Linked DNA regions of Homo sapiens: regions 1, 2 and 3 are each linked to region 4. The links are chromatin contacts, found by Hi-C or POLR2A ChIA-PET in ENCODE. All regions are on one chromosome and are shown on one strand. Each heading gives the region's core, a stretch centred on a gene start or an enhancer-like site at or near the end of the contact. The rest is flanking DNA. Distances are from core to core; before and after follow the strand shown. Region 1 holds the start of EPC1-AS1 (EPC1 antisense RNA 1). Region 2 overlaps PARD3 (par-3 family cell polarity regulator). Region 3 has its middle 94 kb from the start of KIF5B. Region 4 has its middle 23 kb from the start of IATPR.

Evidence for each region. A loop is a pair of places that touch in the nucleus more often than their neighbours do. ChIA-PET counts read pairs that join two places held with the same protein, here RNA polymerase II (POLR2A). Pooled maps may share reads with other maps.
Region 1: a map of CD8-positive, alpha-beta T cell shows a loop between it and region 4 (17-fold over the local background). The contact joins the promoter of EPC1-AS1 here to the enhancer-like site in region 4. A Hi-C loop is called at or near these places in 4 of 168 maps with a recorded cell type or tissue (CD4-positive, alpha-beta T cell, CD4-positive, alpha-beta memory T cell, CD8-positive, alpha-beta T cell and 1 more) and 7 of 50 pooled maps. POLR2A ChIA-PET finds 5 or more read pairs at or near these places in 4 of 52 experiments (CD4-positive, alpha-beta T cell, T-cell, activated CD4-positive, alpha-beta T cell and 1 more).
Region 2: a pooled map shows a loop between it and region 4 (6-fold over the local background). The contact joins two enhancer-like sites. A Hi-C loop is called at or near these places in 6 of 50 pooled maps. POLR2A ChIA-PET finds 5 or more read pairs at or near these places in 2 of 52 experiments (PC-3 and naive thymus-derived CD4-positive, alpha-beta T cell).
Region 3: a loop to region 4 is called in a pooled map, with 10 times the contacts of the local background. The contact joins two enhancer-like sites. A Hi-C loop is called at or near these places in 5 of 50 pooled maps. POLR2A ChIA-PET finds 5 or more read pairs at or near these places in 3 of 52 experiments (H1, Panc1 and activated CD4-positive, alpha-beta T cell).

Annotation. Positions count from the first base shown.
Region 1 is chr10:32,345,164-32,348,848 of GRCh38, reverse strand. EPC1-AS1 (EPC1 antisense RNA 1) reads right to left here and starts at 1,485. Exons shown (of 2, transcript NR_104163.1): 1 at 1,374-1,485. EPC1 (enhancer of polycomb 1) reads left to right here and starts at 1,691. Exons shown (of 14, transcript NM_001272004.3): 1 at 1,691-2,086. The coding sequence starts at 1,934. RefSeq lists silencers at 1,101-1,230, 1,241-1,710, 2,381-2,660 and enhancers at 1,981-2,040, 2,061-2,160.
Region 2 is chr10:34,122,691-34,126,694 of GRCh38, reverse strand. The region is part of intron 23 of PARD3 (par-3 family cell polarity regulator); the gene reads left to right. Among named protein-coding and RNA genes, the nearest start is that of LINC02629, 220 kb to the right of the region's middle. Within about 2 kb of position 1,799, at least 4 of the 41 ENCODE cell types and tissues checked have a DNase peak (open chromatin) inside an H3K27ac peak, as active enhancers do.
Region 3 is chr10:32,148,286-32,152,454 of GRCh38, reverse strand. No RefSeq gene overlaps it. Among named protein-coding and RNA genes, the nearest start is that of KIF5B, 94 kb to the right of the region's middle. Within about 2 kb of position 2,699, at least 16 of the 41 ENCODE cell types and tissues checked have a DNase peak (open chromatin) inside an H3K27ac peak, as active enhancers do.
Region 4 is chr10:33,137,806-33,141,651 of GRCh38, reverse strand. No RefSeq gene overlaps it. Among named protein-coding and RNA genes, the nearest start is that of IATPR, 23 kb to the right of the region's middle. Within about 2 kb of position 2,416, at least 4 of the 41 ENCODE cell types and tissues checked have a DNase peak (open chromatin) inside an H3K27ac peak, as active enhancers do; they include CD4-positive, alpha-beta T cell and CD8-positive, alpha-beta T cell, where a contact is called at or near this core.

The sequences.
Region 1 (3,685 bases), core at 236-2,735, 790 kb after region 4:
TCTTGCCCCTTCCCACAGTGGCCTGGGCTTCCACCATAACACTTAGCTCGCCGTGTGGCAGTTGCCATTCGCGGGTCCTTCTCCCCACTGTGTAAGCTCCTCCAGGAGCCCTGTGGGTGCCAAGCTGACTTGGAAGGCTATGAGGGCTCAATACACACCCTCAATACTCATTGAATGAATAAAGGCACGGTCTCTGTGTAGGAAATGCAGGTGAACGTCCTTATGCCTCACTTAAGTGAGCTGCCAATATCGGAGTTTAAGTATAATTTTGGAGAACTGCAATCCGTCCTGTTTTCTCCCTACCCCGCGGGAGCTGGCTAAACCAGCCTGGAGGCTAGCAGTTTGCCTGTGTGCCCTAAGCTAGTGACAGCTCATATCAAGCCCAGTATTTAAGGAGCGTGATTACTTTTACTACGTAGTTCCCAGGGAGAAAAGCAACTCAAAACATTTTTGTATCTTTTTGTATCTTGTTGCACAAGATACAAAATTGTGCACTAAGATACAAATTGAAACTCGAATTGAAATTTGGCTGCCAATTTATTAAACCCACCCCAACAATCTTCCCTATTAACAACAACAACAACGAAGAGATCTCAGGATACCCATTTTCATGTGTAATATAAACCGATGCCACCCATCTATCATATCCATCTAAATCTAATAATTCAGCTTTTTGTTTGGCGGGAGTACGACAGGTCTTTATATGATTCAATGTTACAAAGTTTTTCAGAGGACAAATGATGAAAGTGTGAACCCACGGCTATGATGAAGCCGCAGTCTCTTTGAGTACAGAATCATGAGCTAGATATAAAGAACTGGCTTTAAATTCTGAAGTAGATCTTGCTTTTAAATGTTATAGTGGTGGGTAATAATTTCCTTTGCTTCAGTTACTATTTAAAAAGTAAATATGTGTAGATGAAAATGCAGGATTTAAAAAAATCTACTTTGTAGAATAGGATACCTATCATTTATATTAAGCCCAATGCGTGGGAAACGGATCAATGACTTGATGCGGTGCCTATAAAACATTATAATCCAAAGTTGCATTAGGACATAAAAATAACTGCTGATAAAAGTTTACTCAAAGTAGCATCTGCCCCTAATTCAGTTTGTATTTTTATCGTAAAGACCTAAGGCGCCGCGGGAACTAGGCTGTGCGTTCGCCCCCCGCGGCAGACGGCGGCGCGCGGCGCCTCTGGAGCGCCCCTCCGAAGCCCCGTGGGGGCGGCCGTGGCCCCGGGGCAGCCGCTGGCGAGCACCCCAGAGGTCCGAGCCCTCCGAGCCCCAGGTGCCCGGGGCCCGAGCCCCGCCTGCCACTCTCCCCAGCTGCCTTTCCAAACGGCGGCGTGCTGGTGGAGAGAGTTTTCCCGCACCTTGTTCGCCCGTCAGAAAGCGGCGCCGGGAGGGAGCGAGCGTGAGAAAGTGAGCGTGTGCGCTGCAGGAGAGCACGACCCAAGAGCCGGCGCCCGGTGTCCGAGCGCCCAGTCCGCCCTGTCCGCCCCCGGACCCGCGAAGGGCGGGGGCCCGGAGCAGCGAGGCGCGGGAAGCGAGGCCGGCGGGTGCCGGGGGTTGGCGGGACGCGCGCTTCGTGCCGGCGCCGGCCTCGAGCCCGCGCTCCCTCCCCCCGCCCGCGTGCCCGCGCCGCTGCGCGATGCAGTGTGGGGAATGGCTGGGGTTGGCTGAAGAGCGCACAGTGGAGTTTTAATGTCCGCCATGTTGGCCATGGCGTATTGAAGAGAGCGAGCGAGAGAGGAGCGGAGCGGCACAGCCTCCCACCCTCCCGGCTGGTGTTAGTGCCCGGACGGCGGGCTCTGCGCTCCGCCCCTCAAGTCCCCGGCAGCGGTTGGCGAGTGGGGACCGAACCCCCGGTTCTCCATGATCCCGCTGGCCGGGGCCGTTTCCCCAGAGCGGAGAGGTATCTGCTGCGCCTGAGATGAGTAAACTGTCGTTTCGGGCGCGGGCGCTAGACGCCTCGAAGCCGCTGCCGGTTTTCCGCTGTGAGGATCTGCCCGACCTGCACGAATACGCCTCGATAAACAGGGCCGTGCCGCAGATGCCCACCGGAATGGAGAAGGAAGAGGAGTCGGTACGTGTTAACTCCCCTGTCCGACCCACCGTCAGGCCCGCTCCCTCTGCTGCCTGCGGCGGCGGCGGAGCAGCAAACCCACACAAAATGGCCGCCATCTTCTCTTCGCCGCCGACTCTCAGTCGCCGGCCGGGCCTATACCCCGCCTCCCCCAGCCTCGACCCCCGGCCGCCGCGGCCCAGCGGGGCCCCTTCTAAGGCCACCCGCTGACCCTGGCCACTTGTACCCGGGTCCCGCGGAGTTCGGGGGCCCGAAAGGCACAAAGGGGTCACGTGACGAAGCTGCCGGCAGCCATTTTGTGTCTTAGTTCTTGGGTTGGGCCTTGTGCATCCGGAGAGGGGAACGGGCTGGGTGGCTGTGGGGGTGCGGCGAGTCGGGAGCCGTGGAGGACCCGCCTACAGGCCTCTCCGTGGGCCGCTGGGTGGCGCTCCAGGGCCACTGCGGCCTGCGCGCCGCTGCCCGGGCCGGGAGCGCAGGTTCTGTGCACAGTCGGGGAATTTGATTGCCCCATGGTCTGGGAAGCTTGTTGGGCTCAGTGCAGCCCCCACGTGGAGCCTCAGACGGGCATGTCATGTCGCCTGCTGCTCTATGAGGCTTTTCTCCCCCTCTGCAAGGAAATGTCGAGGGTGCAGCGTGTTTGCCCGGACGACTTACTTTTCTAGAAGATAAGACTTACTTTCAGTGTCCTCTTTCTGGGACGTTTGTATCCATCCCTCTCCAGAGCTAGTTGGTCGGAGGATAATAAACCACTATCCCTGACTTTTTCTGTGATCCTTGCGAATATCTTGCAGATTTGTTTGGAGTACCTCTCTCTTCTGAAGCCTGTAACCTTACCTATTTGTAAAATAAATTTAAGTTCTCCTGCTCTCTGGTATCTCAACATAGGGGGAGAAAAGACCCAATTTAAGTAACTTTTATAGATCTAAATTTCGAAGGAGGATCCTTTCTTATTCAAAACCGAACTAAAACTAAGTGACTTGATTCACAGAAATCTTAATATTGAGATGTCTAAATTGGGTGGGTTTCAGCACGTAAATGTTGACAACTAATAGACATTTTACCATCGCTGTGGCTTTACCTTGTTGTGGAAGTTGGGTTCGGACACCAGGATAATAGAATCTTCCTCTCATTTCCCCCAGATCCTTGACAGTATAACTTGATGACTTCTAATCCTAAGGAATTGCATACCTTGGTTTTCAGGTACAGCCATTTAAACAGGGTGCAGTGTATTGACAGTTCAAGGAAGTCCAGGAGTCGCGTGGATTTGTGTGCTACAATTTTGTTGTGGAAAATTGTACTGTAATACTTCTCTTGGTACTGTAAGAATTTTTAATGTAGAAATTATGCTCTGTAATGTTGTTTTTGGAAATAAAACTGTTTAAACTCTTTGGGTTGTTTAACCTTTTAAAGTGAAATAGCTGTGACAGTGAAATGTTACTTTTGAGAGTAGTGTCTTAAATCTAACTTTACAGATAAGCCAAGTGTATGTAGTAGCTCAGATTGTCTAGTTGGGCACTGACTTTCAGCACATTGTCTCATGAGACACTACCTCTTAATTTATTTTACTTGTATCAACTTTAGAGTAGCATGGCCATTTGT
Region 2 (4,004 bases), core at 550-3,049, 990 kb before region 4:
CTCAGTTGTTTAAAATGTAGCTTGGTCTATGGTTTTAATTATCTGTTTTACAAAATGAGCTTTTTGCATCTTGGAATCCTTCTCTTCTCTTATGTATTCTGACCTTGAAGGGTCACTGTATTTGGAAGGGATGGGACCATGATCTCATTCTTTGGAATGGTTTGTAATCATTTTAGTTTTAAGGAACCACAAACTCACCTTCAAGCTGTGTGTACAACTGAGCCCATATTAGTTGAAATTGTCATGCTTGTTAGAAATGCCCACACACAAAGTGCAGCCAGATGTGTCACAGAGAAAAATATGTAAGCCAATTACTTTACATACAGAGCAGGATGCTGCGGAAAATTCATCCAAGTAGCCCTTTCAATCTACCTATTTTGAAAATGTTCTCTATAAGCTCTAGCAGTACAGAATGCACCTGTTCCTGGGCCTTTGTTCAAAATAATGTCTGGGCCTGAGGGAGCTGATTTGTGGCACAAAAGGTCTTTAGATGAGCAGAGGCCCAGAAAATTTCCTTAGCTCCATAATTGAAGTGAATTCTCTCCCAAGTTGAGCAAGAGAAGAAGAAAAGGCAACTTCTTCCTCACGTAGTGCCAGGTGCAACATAAATAAAGCAGCAAGTTGCTTTAAATCTTTCTTAAGATAATGGAACAATAGGTGAGGTTAGGGTTATTATCACAGAGCTTCGATATGGACAGGACTTAGTGTTGCTTTTAAAAGAACTAAATTGCAGGCTGCAGACGTAAGTACAGTATGCCGTAAAAACTTTGCAGATACCTGAGTGTTGCCAACAAGGAGACTTGCTGGCTGAGACGACTGATAGATGGGATAATGGAGCCTTTAATAATAGCTGTATTGCTAAATCCTTTCCATCCCAGGTTGGGAGTGACTGAAAGTAGTTTAGTCCTTCAGGTAGAAAATTGATACTCTGCAATGTGAATATCCTCTTCTCCCTCAAGCTTGCTTGTTTCCTAGCTGTCCGTCATTCAATGAATAACAAAATCTGTCCTTTTCTCCCTTTTCCTGTTTCAGACTTTAATAGCTCTCCCTGCCCTCTTAGGGCTCTGCCTGCTTTAATTGGCAAGGCAGTCATAGCACACAGCCACTCTGTACCACTAGATTGCCTCCCTGTGCCTGGGCAATTTCAGAAAATGGTGGTTTTCCTTTCGTTTCCATCTTTTTTAAGACTTAAAAAGTATCTGCTCTCATTTTCTCCTAGCGGCCTCCATGCCTTGACTCAAAAAATGCTGCCTTAGTTGACAGCCTTGAAATGAGTATGACCCTAGCTCTAGTTGGGTGGAAATCACCTCGCATAGAAATAGACCTGGAGGGCCGGGCACGGTGGCTCACTCCTATAATCCCAGCACTTTGGGAGGCCCAGGTGGGTGGATCCCGAGGTCAGGAGTTCAAGACCAGCCTGGCCAACATGGTGAAACCCCGTCTCTACTAAAAATACAAAAATTAGCCGGGCGTGGTGGCAGGTGCCTGTAATCCCAGCTACTCAGGAGGCTGAGGCAGGAGAATCACTTGAACCCAGGAGGCTAAGGTGGCAGTGAGCCAAGATCACGCCATTGCACTCTAACTTGGCGACAAGAGCAAGACTCCGTCTCAAAAAAAAAAAAAGAAAGAAATAGACCTGGAGATAAGCCATCTGCAGAGAGGTGCCCATCACACATGGAGAGAGCCTCTGTACTGTCGCAAAGTCAGCACTTTATTCTGCCCTGTGACCTGTCCCTCAGCCAAAGGCTCTGTGACTCATGGCCATGCTATGCTCAGAAGCCCTGTGTGGTAGGAACTCCTGAAGCTACCTTGGGTTGCCATTAGCCCAGATACTAAAGTGCCTGGCTTGTTTTGTAGAGCAACCTTTTTATTTTCAGTGTTCCTATTGCTTAAGATGGGGGCGGGGATAAAAGATCTAAGCACTGGTGTGAAAGATGAGGTGAAGACAAATACAATTAAGACCAAAACATTCATTTCTAAAAACTTCATGAGGGAAACGGGTGTGCTTTGCAGTCTTTTCAGCCATTACTCACATCCTTAGGAGCAATTAAGCTTTTCAACATTCAAGACCCACAAGAGTTCAGTCAATAGTTACATAATTATGGCATGTGTGGGTGGGTGCGGAAGGCTGGGAAGGCACGATGGGTAGACAAAAGTTAACGTTGTTTTGATTAAAGGTTGTACATAAGTCTACTGAAGAAAATAATTACCAATATTAGCACTGGCCACTTTTCAACAGAGTCAACAGTTGACACTCTTCACATGATTTAATGGCATAAAAATGATTTCTGCTCCCTACCAAATCTTTAAATTGCTACTCTTATCAGAATATGGAATTCCTATTAGGGTCACAGCTCATGTGAATTGCTAAAGTAAGGATTGTGAATCTCAAGGGAATGCCATTAGTCTTTTTGTCATCAGCATCATTCTCACCATCATCTTCATCACAGGTTTTCATCCAAAGTGCCTGAATGTTTTGTATTTTACTTTTTGTTTTCTATATGTGCCCTTGGACATACAAAATTTTGCAGATTTTTATCATTCATAATTTAAGGAGAAAATCTGCTCAAAGTGATCCTTTATAAAAATATTACATATGTGTGTGGATATATATATACACGTGCACACCCACACATACTTACACACTATTTTCCTTATCTATAAGAAGAAAAGTGATAGATTATTTGAAATTATTGAATATTCTATGTATATGTTAATATAACAATGATTTTATTTCATAAGTGGCAGCACACTCGCATATTAAGCTGTCAAAGTCTTACAGTATTACCTAGTTCTAATTAGTACTGAAACTTTGTACTGTGGATATTCATGTTTGTTCTTTACTCTGTTAACTGTCTATTAAATATTTCGTTTTGTATTTTCATTTTTTTCTATTTTTATTTTGAAGCAATGATTTTATTTAATTAAGAGAAATGCTTAAAGACTTAATTCATAAAACACCGTATGAGACCATTACAAGCATGTAATCTCCAGCACTTTGGGAGGCAAAGGTGGGAGGATCACTTGAGAGCAGGAGTTCAAGACCAGCCTGGGCAACACAGCAAGACCCTGCCTCTACAAAAATTAAAAAGAAAAAAAAAATTAACCAGGCATGGTGGTGCATACCTGTAGTCCTGGCTACTGAGGACAGCTTGAGCCCAGGAGTTTGAGGCTGCAGTGAGCTGTAATTGTGCCACTGTACTCCAGCCTTGGCAACAGAGCAAGATTCTGACTCTAAAATAAAAACAAAATGTTTAAAAAAAAAACTGTGGAAAATATTTTTTTATATTTTACCCTACTAAATGATACCAACATTGTATAGCTTCCTCAAGCTTGAATTATTATCCCTTTATAATCTATGAGAAAGACAAGTACTTTGTAGTCCACTTACAAAAAAAAATACATATTTTTCACTTGTGGTTTTAAACATAGGCCATGAAGAGATTTACATATCATGGCTCTCCAGCATCCTGTGTAATATATACTCGTGTGTTTATTTCCATCTTACAATCTCTATTGTTATTATGGCTCTGGCAGCCATGTTTTTTTTTTATTTAAAAGGTCATTGCTTGTAACCAATTTCATCACAGGGTTATTTGTAATTTGCACTGTTAGAACAGAGCTTCGCCTTGTTCTCTGGTGAATCTCCAGAGTTATTACAGTTATGCCTGCGCAGGTATTTCCCTATGTGGGTGTTACTTTGTCGCTGCAGTTGTTGATGATATTTTATTTGAAAACATACACTTCTCTGTGAGGTTACAAATTACCTCTTTTCTTCACTTTATTTTTGTGCTTGGACTCAGATACATTATTTTGTTCATGCCATAGGGATTGAAGCCACAGTGTGTAAAATTCCAGATTGCCATTGTAATACTGTTCATCCAGTTTTTGTTTTTAAGAGGTCTTCATTTAAATTGTGAATTAGAGGGGTGATTTTTATTCAGGTCAAGTGTCAAACTTGCCGGGATGAACTTATTTAGTTGTTGCTCTGGGCTGGTCATGTA
Region 3 (4,169 bases), core at 1,450-3,949, 990 kb after region 4:
GGGGTTTCACTGTATTAGCCAGGCTGGTCTCAAACTCCTGACCTCATGATCTGCCCGCCTTAGCCTCCCAAAGTGCTGGGATTACAGGCATGAGTCACTGTGCCCAGCCGAGGTTATTTCTTAATCAGGACTTTTTTAGTTGCAAGTGGCAGACACCTGAATCAAACCACTTCAACCAGAAATTTATTAACACACATTAACTTCATCACTTAGTTTTGCTTCTGTCTGTGGACTCGTTTCACTTTATGCTGCAGCAGCCAAGCCTCCTCCAAGGAACATGACTAAGGATTAGCAATCTGAGAGCTTAAGATCCAAGAACAAGGGAGTCTCTCTATCCTTCCTAGCATGCAAATGTAACATTGGAGACCTCCAAATGTCTCCACAAGTTGGAGAACACTCCAATTTGCCTGGCTTGGTCACATGCCTATCCCTGGGCCAATCGCTATGGCCTGGAGGTAGAATGTTGTGAGTGACAGCCCTTCCCCTTGCTCCACCCACAAAATGGAATTGGGAAGGAAATGCTGTAATAGAAGAGGGAAGGGATGTTGGCCAGCAAATACACTGAAGTCCACTCCAGAGCCTCCAGTGTCCTGCAGGGATTACAGAAGTAAGAGAATAATGAGAGTCCCTCTTACAAATGGAATCATACGGCATTCTTTTTTTTGTGACTGGCTTATTTCACTTAGCATAATGTCCTCAAACTTCATTCATGTAGTAGCATGTGACAGAATTGCCTTCTTTTCAAGGCTGAGTAATATTTCATTGCATGGATGTGTCACATTTTGCTTAGCCATTCATCCATGGATGGACACTTGGGTTGCTTCCACATTTTATCTATTGTGAATAATGTTGCTATGAACATAGTTGTACAAGAATGTTAGGATTTTAAAAGGAGAGAAAGATCACAAAAGAACATAAAACATCCCATAAGGCCATAAGCAGTGGCTCACGCCTATACCTTCACAGCACTTTGGGAGGCCAAGGCAGAAGGACTGAGACCAGCCTGGCCAACGTGGTGAAACCCCTTCTCTACAAGAAGTATAAAAATTAGCCAGGCATGGTGGTGCATGCCTATAGTCCCAGCCACTTGCGGGGTTGAGACGGGAGGATCTCTTGAGTCCGGGAGATCGAGGCTGCAGTGAACCTGCACCGCTGCACTCCAGCCTGGGCGACAAAGTGAGACCCTGCCTAAAAAAAAAAAAAAAAAAAGAGAAAGAGAGAGAGAGAGATAGGAGTGTAAATAAGAGAAATGAGAGGGGAAGCAGCTGAGCTGGCCAATCATATCTCCTGGGCAAAGCCATTCCAGGTCCTGTGGGTGAACCAACACAGCTTCCAGGATGTATTTGAAATAAGAGTCAAAAGAGCTTCTGAAACTTCGAAAAGCTTTTGTGAAAATTCAAATTCTTGTGTTGAATTCAGAACCCCAGCAGGTTGTAGGCATATGGTAAACATGAGTGATTTAACTTCTAGTTAGAGGAAAAACAAGGTAAAAACCACAGGAAATTGTTTTTACTTCACGGATCCATTTCAGATAAGATAAGGCTGAATGAGGGAGCAAACTTAGAAATCAGATAAGGAGTCAAAAACAACAACAGGAATAAACCGAAGGGAAGGGCATGATGTCATGCAAGCTTTCTGTCATTCAAGAGAACATTTTGAAGGTCATCATCTGGTGTTAGTTGGAGTTTAATTTTTGCTTCTCACAGCAACTTGTATCAGAGAAAGAAAATGCTTCTGCACGCAGATCCCACAGTCCTCGGTGAGGAGGTTAGGCTGTGCTGTCTCTAGCGAGCAATACTCCTGTTAAGTGACTTGGTAAGCTGGGCGCAGTGGCATGTGCCTGTAGTACCAGCTACTTGGGAGGCGGAGGCAGGAGGATCACTTGATCCCAGGAGTTTGAGTCCAGCCTGGATACATAGCAAGACTCTGTCTAAAAAACAACAACGGCTGAGCGTGGTGGCTCACGCCTGTAATCCCAGCACTTCGGGAGGCTGAGGCCAGTGGATCCACTTGAGGTCAGGAGTTTGAGACCAGCCTGGCCAACATGGTAAAACCCCGTCTCTAATTAAAAAAAACCCAAACAAACAAACAAACAAACAAAACACAAAAATTAGTCGGGCGTGGTGGCGCACAGCTGTAATCCCAGCTGCTCAGGAGGCTGAGGCAGGAGAATCTCCTGAACCTGGGAGGTGGAGGTTGTAGTGAGCTGAGATCATGCCACTGTACTCTAGCCAGGGCAACAGAGTGAGACTCTGTCTCAAAATAAATAAATAAATAAAAACAACAACAACAAAAAAAAACACAAAAAGACTTAGTGGAATGGTTCTGCATGCTTCCTCAAATCTCCCAGGTGTGCCGGGCGTTATTGTTGACAGGTAGCTATTAAGCACCTCATCTATAAGAAATAAAAACAATAATGAGCAGGACCAAGGACTTCTCTTCATTTTTGTTTTTTGGTTTTGTTTCACTCTGATACTCTGTTTACAAATACAAGCATAAATGAAAATTGCCTGCATTTGTTGTGTAGCTACAGGACATCTTGCTAAAACTTTTGATCTCATTGCATCACCACAACAATCCTAGGAAGTGAGTGATATTATTATTGCCACCTACAGAGGAGGGCAGTGAGGTATGGATTCATGTGCAAGCACAGGCCTGACTCCAAAGGCTGCATTCTTAACTTCTTCCTCAAGGCTTTCTGCTGAAGAGGAAGCTTAGCTATTTTCTCCAAATACAAGGGAATCTGCTTTATTGCCTGTACACAATTGGCACTTTTTTGGGGTGGGAGGATAAGTTAAAGAGACCTTTGCATGAAGTTGTGATGTTCCCTACCAAATGTAAGTTAAAGTTCCCAATGACTTGCTGTTGGTTGTCAAAACAGAGATTAACAGTCTGAGTCATGGAGTCATTTATTTCAAATTTGGCTTCTGCGCCCATTGTGAAGTAATTTAAAAAATGGGCCACGGGCATGGGAATGGCTTGAGTGACGTCACAATTGGGCAATGTGATCCCACCCTGGGAGGCTGAGACCTAGATTCAAATGGAGTACTCGCCTGTCTGTCCCTTCTCTGCTACGGTTCAGGTTAGATGAGCTGCTCCCGTTGGTGGTTTTTATCTCTTAGCTACACAGCTGCCTGTAGCACTCTCGTCTTTCAGAATGAGTTGCCAACTTTCCATTCTGGCCGTCAGAATTAAAACAAAGAATCATCCTCCAAAGTCATCCAGGCCGGTTAGTTTTTTTCTCTCTCTCCCTTTTGGCATTGGTGTTTTAAATGGAAATCTGATTCACCTGTCACCAAAACACACAAGAGAGCGCTGTATCAGAGGTGCTGGACAAAATTTGTCTCCTGGTATCCTATTCAGGGGTGAGCACCCCACCTGCTGAAAAGGGAGCCTCAGAGAGAGGCCAGAGAGGCAGTTCCTCGGCAGGGGGTGGGGAGGTGGGTGGGTGGAATATCTCTGAGACCCCAAGGGAACATTTTTTTTTTTTTTGAGACAGGGTCTTGCTCTGTTGCCCAGGCTGGAATGCGATGGTGTGATTGCAACTCACACTGCAATCTCAGCCTCCCAGAGTTAAAGGCTGGGTGCAGTGGCTCACACCTGTAATCCCAGCACTTTGGAAGGCCGAGGTGGGTGGATCACCTGAGCTCAGGAGTTTGAGACCAGCGTGGCCAACATGGTGAAACCCCATATCTACTAAAAATACAAAAATTAGCCAGGCATGGTGGCGTGTGCCTGTAATCCCAGCTACCAGGGGGCTGAGGCAGGAGGATCGCTTGAACCTGGCAGGCGGAGGTTGCAGTGAGCCAAGATCGTGCCACTGCACTCCAGCCTGGGCAACAGGGCGAGACTCCATCTCAAAAAAGAAAACACAAAAAACAAACAAACAAAAAAAACCTCCCAGAGTCAAGTGATCCTCCCACCTCAGCCTCCTGAGTAGCTGGAACTACAGGCATGTACCACCACAATCAGCTAACTTATTTTTCAAGTTTTTTGTAGAAACAAGGTCTCCCTACATTGCCCAGGCTGGCCTCAAACTCCTGGCCTCAAGCGATCTTCCCACGTCAGCCTCTCAAAGTGCTAGGATTACCAGCCAAAGGGGACATTCTTGACCAGACGATGTCCCGAAGCACGGGAGTACTGGGCCATGTCAGTTCCGTGAGATTCGT
Region 4 (3,846 bases), core at 1,167-3,666:
GGGGATGGGAGGAGCTGTCTTCCAAGGTAGCCCCCCCTCCAGTGCTGGGCCCCTCATCTCCTACAGACCCAGGCTCTGTAACCACTGCTGGATTGCTGAGAAACTAAGAGCATCTGCCTGAGGAAAATAAGCTGAGATCCTTAACAAATCCAGATTCTCCGGCAAATCAGATGAAGAGGAATGTAAATGCAGGGTGAATTGCATTATGCTTTAGGCCAATACCACTCAGGGCCCAGGCACACAAGCTGTGTGATTAGATGAGGCCTTCAAGTTGCAATCAGGCTTCAAATCTGATGTTCCACTCTTCACATATAGGAGCTGATGGAGTCCTAGGGTCACAAAGGAAACAAAAGACAGAGCGTTCTAACGGCATATTTCACAGATGCAAACACTTACACCCAGAGTATAAGACATGCCCAAAGCCACGCTGGACTCATTATGCCCTCGATCCAGGAAGCATTTCTGGAATAGGTGCTGAGAGCCAGGAGGTGAGACCTCCCATAGGCACAGTCCCTGTCTTCAAGGAATTCCCAGTCCAATCAGGGACACGAGCTTGTAAACCTGGCATCTCCTATACCTGGCCCTCAGCCCAGATCTGAGTGAGAACCTCTGGGGCTGGACCTCAGGGCACACTTATTTAGACACTGCAGATGGTCCTGATGTGGGCTCCAGGCTGGGGACTCCTGTAGACACACAGAATGGGATAAGAGAACCAGAAGAAGCAGCTCACCGTACAGAGGGAAGAAGAGAAGAGTGGCGAGAACCCAGGGAGGGAAGTAATGAATGTATGCCTTCATTCCACACTTTTGTTTTGTTTTGTTTGAGACAGAGTCCAGGCCAGGCTAGAGTGCAGTGGTGCAATCTCGGCTCACTGCAATCTCCGCCTCCCTGGTTCAAGGGATTCTCCTGCCTTAGCCTCCCAAATAGCTGGGATTATAGGCACGCACCACCACACCTGGCTAATTTTTGTATTTTTAGTAGAGACGAGGTTTCACCATATTGGCCAGGCTGGTCTCAAACACCCAACCACAGGTGATCCACCCACCTCAGTCTCCCAAAGTGCTGGGATTACAAGCGTGAGCCACCGTTCCCACAGATGCTTATTGAGAGCCTGGAATGCCTCCTGGGTGCTGGGACTATGGCAGTGAGCAAAACAGATTTTAAAATCCCCATTCCTGTGGAGATGATGGGTCTTGATCTCTCCGTATATCTTCACGATTGGTGGAGAAGTAAAGGAAGAGAAGTGCTATGATTCGAATGTCTGTCCTGTCTGAACCCCATGTTGAAATTTGATCCCCAATGTGGCAGAGTTGAGAGGAGGGGCCTTTAAGAGGTAACTGGGTCATGAGGACTCTGCCCTCATCAGTGGATTAATCCATTCATGGATTAATAGGTTGACAGATTAGTAAATTATCATTGGAATGGAGCTGCTGGCTTTACAAGAAGAGGAAAAGGCCGGGGGCAGTGGCTCACACCTGTAATCCCAGCACTTTGGGAGGCTGAGGTGGGCAGATCATGAGGTCAGGAGATCGAGATCTTCCTGGCCAACATGGTGAAACCCCTTCTCTACTAAAATGGAAAAAAAAATTAGCCAGGCATGGTGGCGGGCGCCTATAGTCCCAGCTACTTGGGAGGCTGAGGCAGGGGAATCTCTTGAACCCAGGAGGCGGAGGTTGCAGTGAGCCGAGATTGCACCACTGCACTCCAGCCTGGCGATAGAGCGAGACTCCATCTAAAAAAACAAAAAAAAAGGAAAAGAGACCTGAGTCAGGACACTCAGACTCTCACCATGTGACACCCTGTGCCACCTCAGTCCCCACCAGCTATGACCCATCAATCTTGGACTTCTCAGACTCCCTAAGTGTAAAAAATACTTTTCCTTTCTTTACATATTACCCAGTTTCAGGTATTCTGTTACAAGCAACAGAAAATGGACTAAGACAGGAAAGGGTAACTAAAGGCAAGGAACAGCAGTGGAGTAAAATGAGAGAGGCAGAAGAGGTGGATGGAGAACGGCTTCACCGAGCACGGATGGAGGGGAGATGATGCATGAGGGGGGCATGACGAAGCTGGAGACGGGGGCTTGTGCTGAAGGTGCTGGAGAGAATATTGCCAAGAAGAGGAGGAAGAGCTGAAGGGACAGGGAGTTTAAGATGTGGGCTCCAAAACACGGTGTAGATGATGACAAGTTCCAGGTTGTGACCCTGGGATGCTGCGTTGGAGTGGAGGTCAAGCTCTGGGGGGGGCGGCAGCAGCTTTCAGACTGCGAAAGTCCATGACTTGCCCATCCACTGAAAAGGAAGTAACCGCCCCCTGCACAGCCTTGTTTTTGTGCCTTCTACCTACGTTACCAGCTGTGAAATAAAACTAACCGTTGTTACCACTTCAAGCACTTGGGGTTTGTTTTGTTTCTTTTTGAACTGAAGTAACCATGGGTACCTGGTAACCTTGGATAGATAAGTGTGTATCTGAGTTTCCCTCTGAAAACCAAGCTGTTGATGGATTTCCTTGACAGTGTATTCTTTCCTGTAACTAATATTAAATCTAAAAAAAAATGAAATTGCTGGAAAAGTACCCATTTATGTTATGCTTTATTCCTCTAGTTAACTGATAGGGTGATTTTTTTTTTTTGAAACAGAGTTTCGCTCTTGTTGCCCAGGCTGGAGTACAATGGCGCCATCTCAGCTCATCGCAACCTCTGCCTCACGGGTTCAAGCAATTCTCCTGACTCAGTGTCCTGAATAGCTGGGATTACAGGCATGCGCCACCATGCCCAGCTAATTTTGTATTTTTACTAGAGACTGGGTTTCTCCAGGTTGGTCAGGCTGGTCTCGAACTCCCAACCTCAGATGATTTGCCCATCTCGGCCTCCCAAAGTGCCGGGATTACAGGTGTGAGCCACCACGCCTGGCGGTGATTTTTTTTAATACAGGAATTTCAGGCTTGGTCTGGGGAAAATGTATAAACAAAAATTCCCTGAAATATGCAAGTTTACTATTATGATTTGCCCTGAAAATAATATGCTGATCAACTCTATGCTTTTTTTCATGTATATTTGTTAAATTCTGGTTCTTAATTACAGCTTTGCATCACAAACAATGGTTACGTAAGTGTTTTGTTGTGTTTTGCTTTGCTTTGCCTTATTTTACAAATTTGATTGTGGTTTCTGAAAAGCCTTGAATTATTTCAAGGAGTTATTTATTCGTGTAGATGAATATCTCTATCCAATAGACCTGGAAGCTGATACTAAAACGGCTGACCAAAAGATAGATGCATTTGTGACCCTTGTCTCCCCAGAAACTACTGGAAGGACCAAATTTATGATCACAACAACCTTTGGTGCTGGCCTTTGTGCAATTTCCTTGCTAGGGCTCTGTGGCCTCTCTCATAGCAACCTAGCTAAGGGGAGGGTCCCTATGTGTGTGGGCACCAGCACATAGCGGAATTGAGAGACTTGTGTTTGCATCTTGGGGCTGCCACTTTGTAAGTAGAAAGGCTTTGGTTTCCTCAATTTCACAATGAGATTAGAATATCCTTTTCCTCCCTCACTTCTCCAATAATCTGGATGCTATGCAAAGAGATCAAGTCCCATCACCTCCATCATAACAGGGACTTTTTATTTAAATTTGTGTTGTTCTCTACCATAGTCGCAGCACCCAGGAGAGTGATGGACACGGGAAAGGCTCTCCTAAACAGCTGCTGAATGAATGCATGCATTCATTACTTCACTCTTCTCTCCTTCCCTCTGCATGAGTGAGCGGCTCCTCCTCTTCTCCCACCCATACTGTGGACTTCCAGGACCTCCAATCCTGAGTGAGCATCAGGATGACTCAGGGTTGGGCTGAG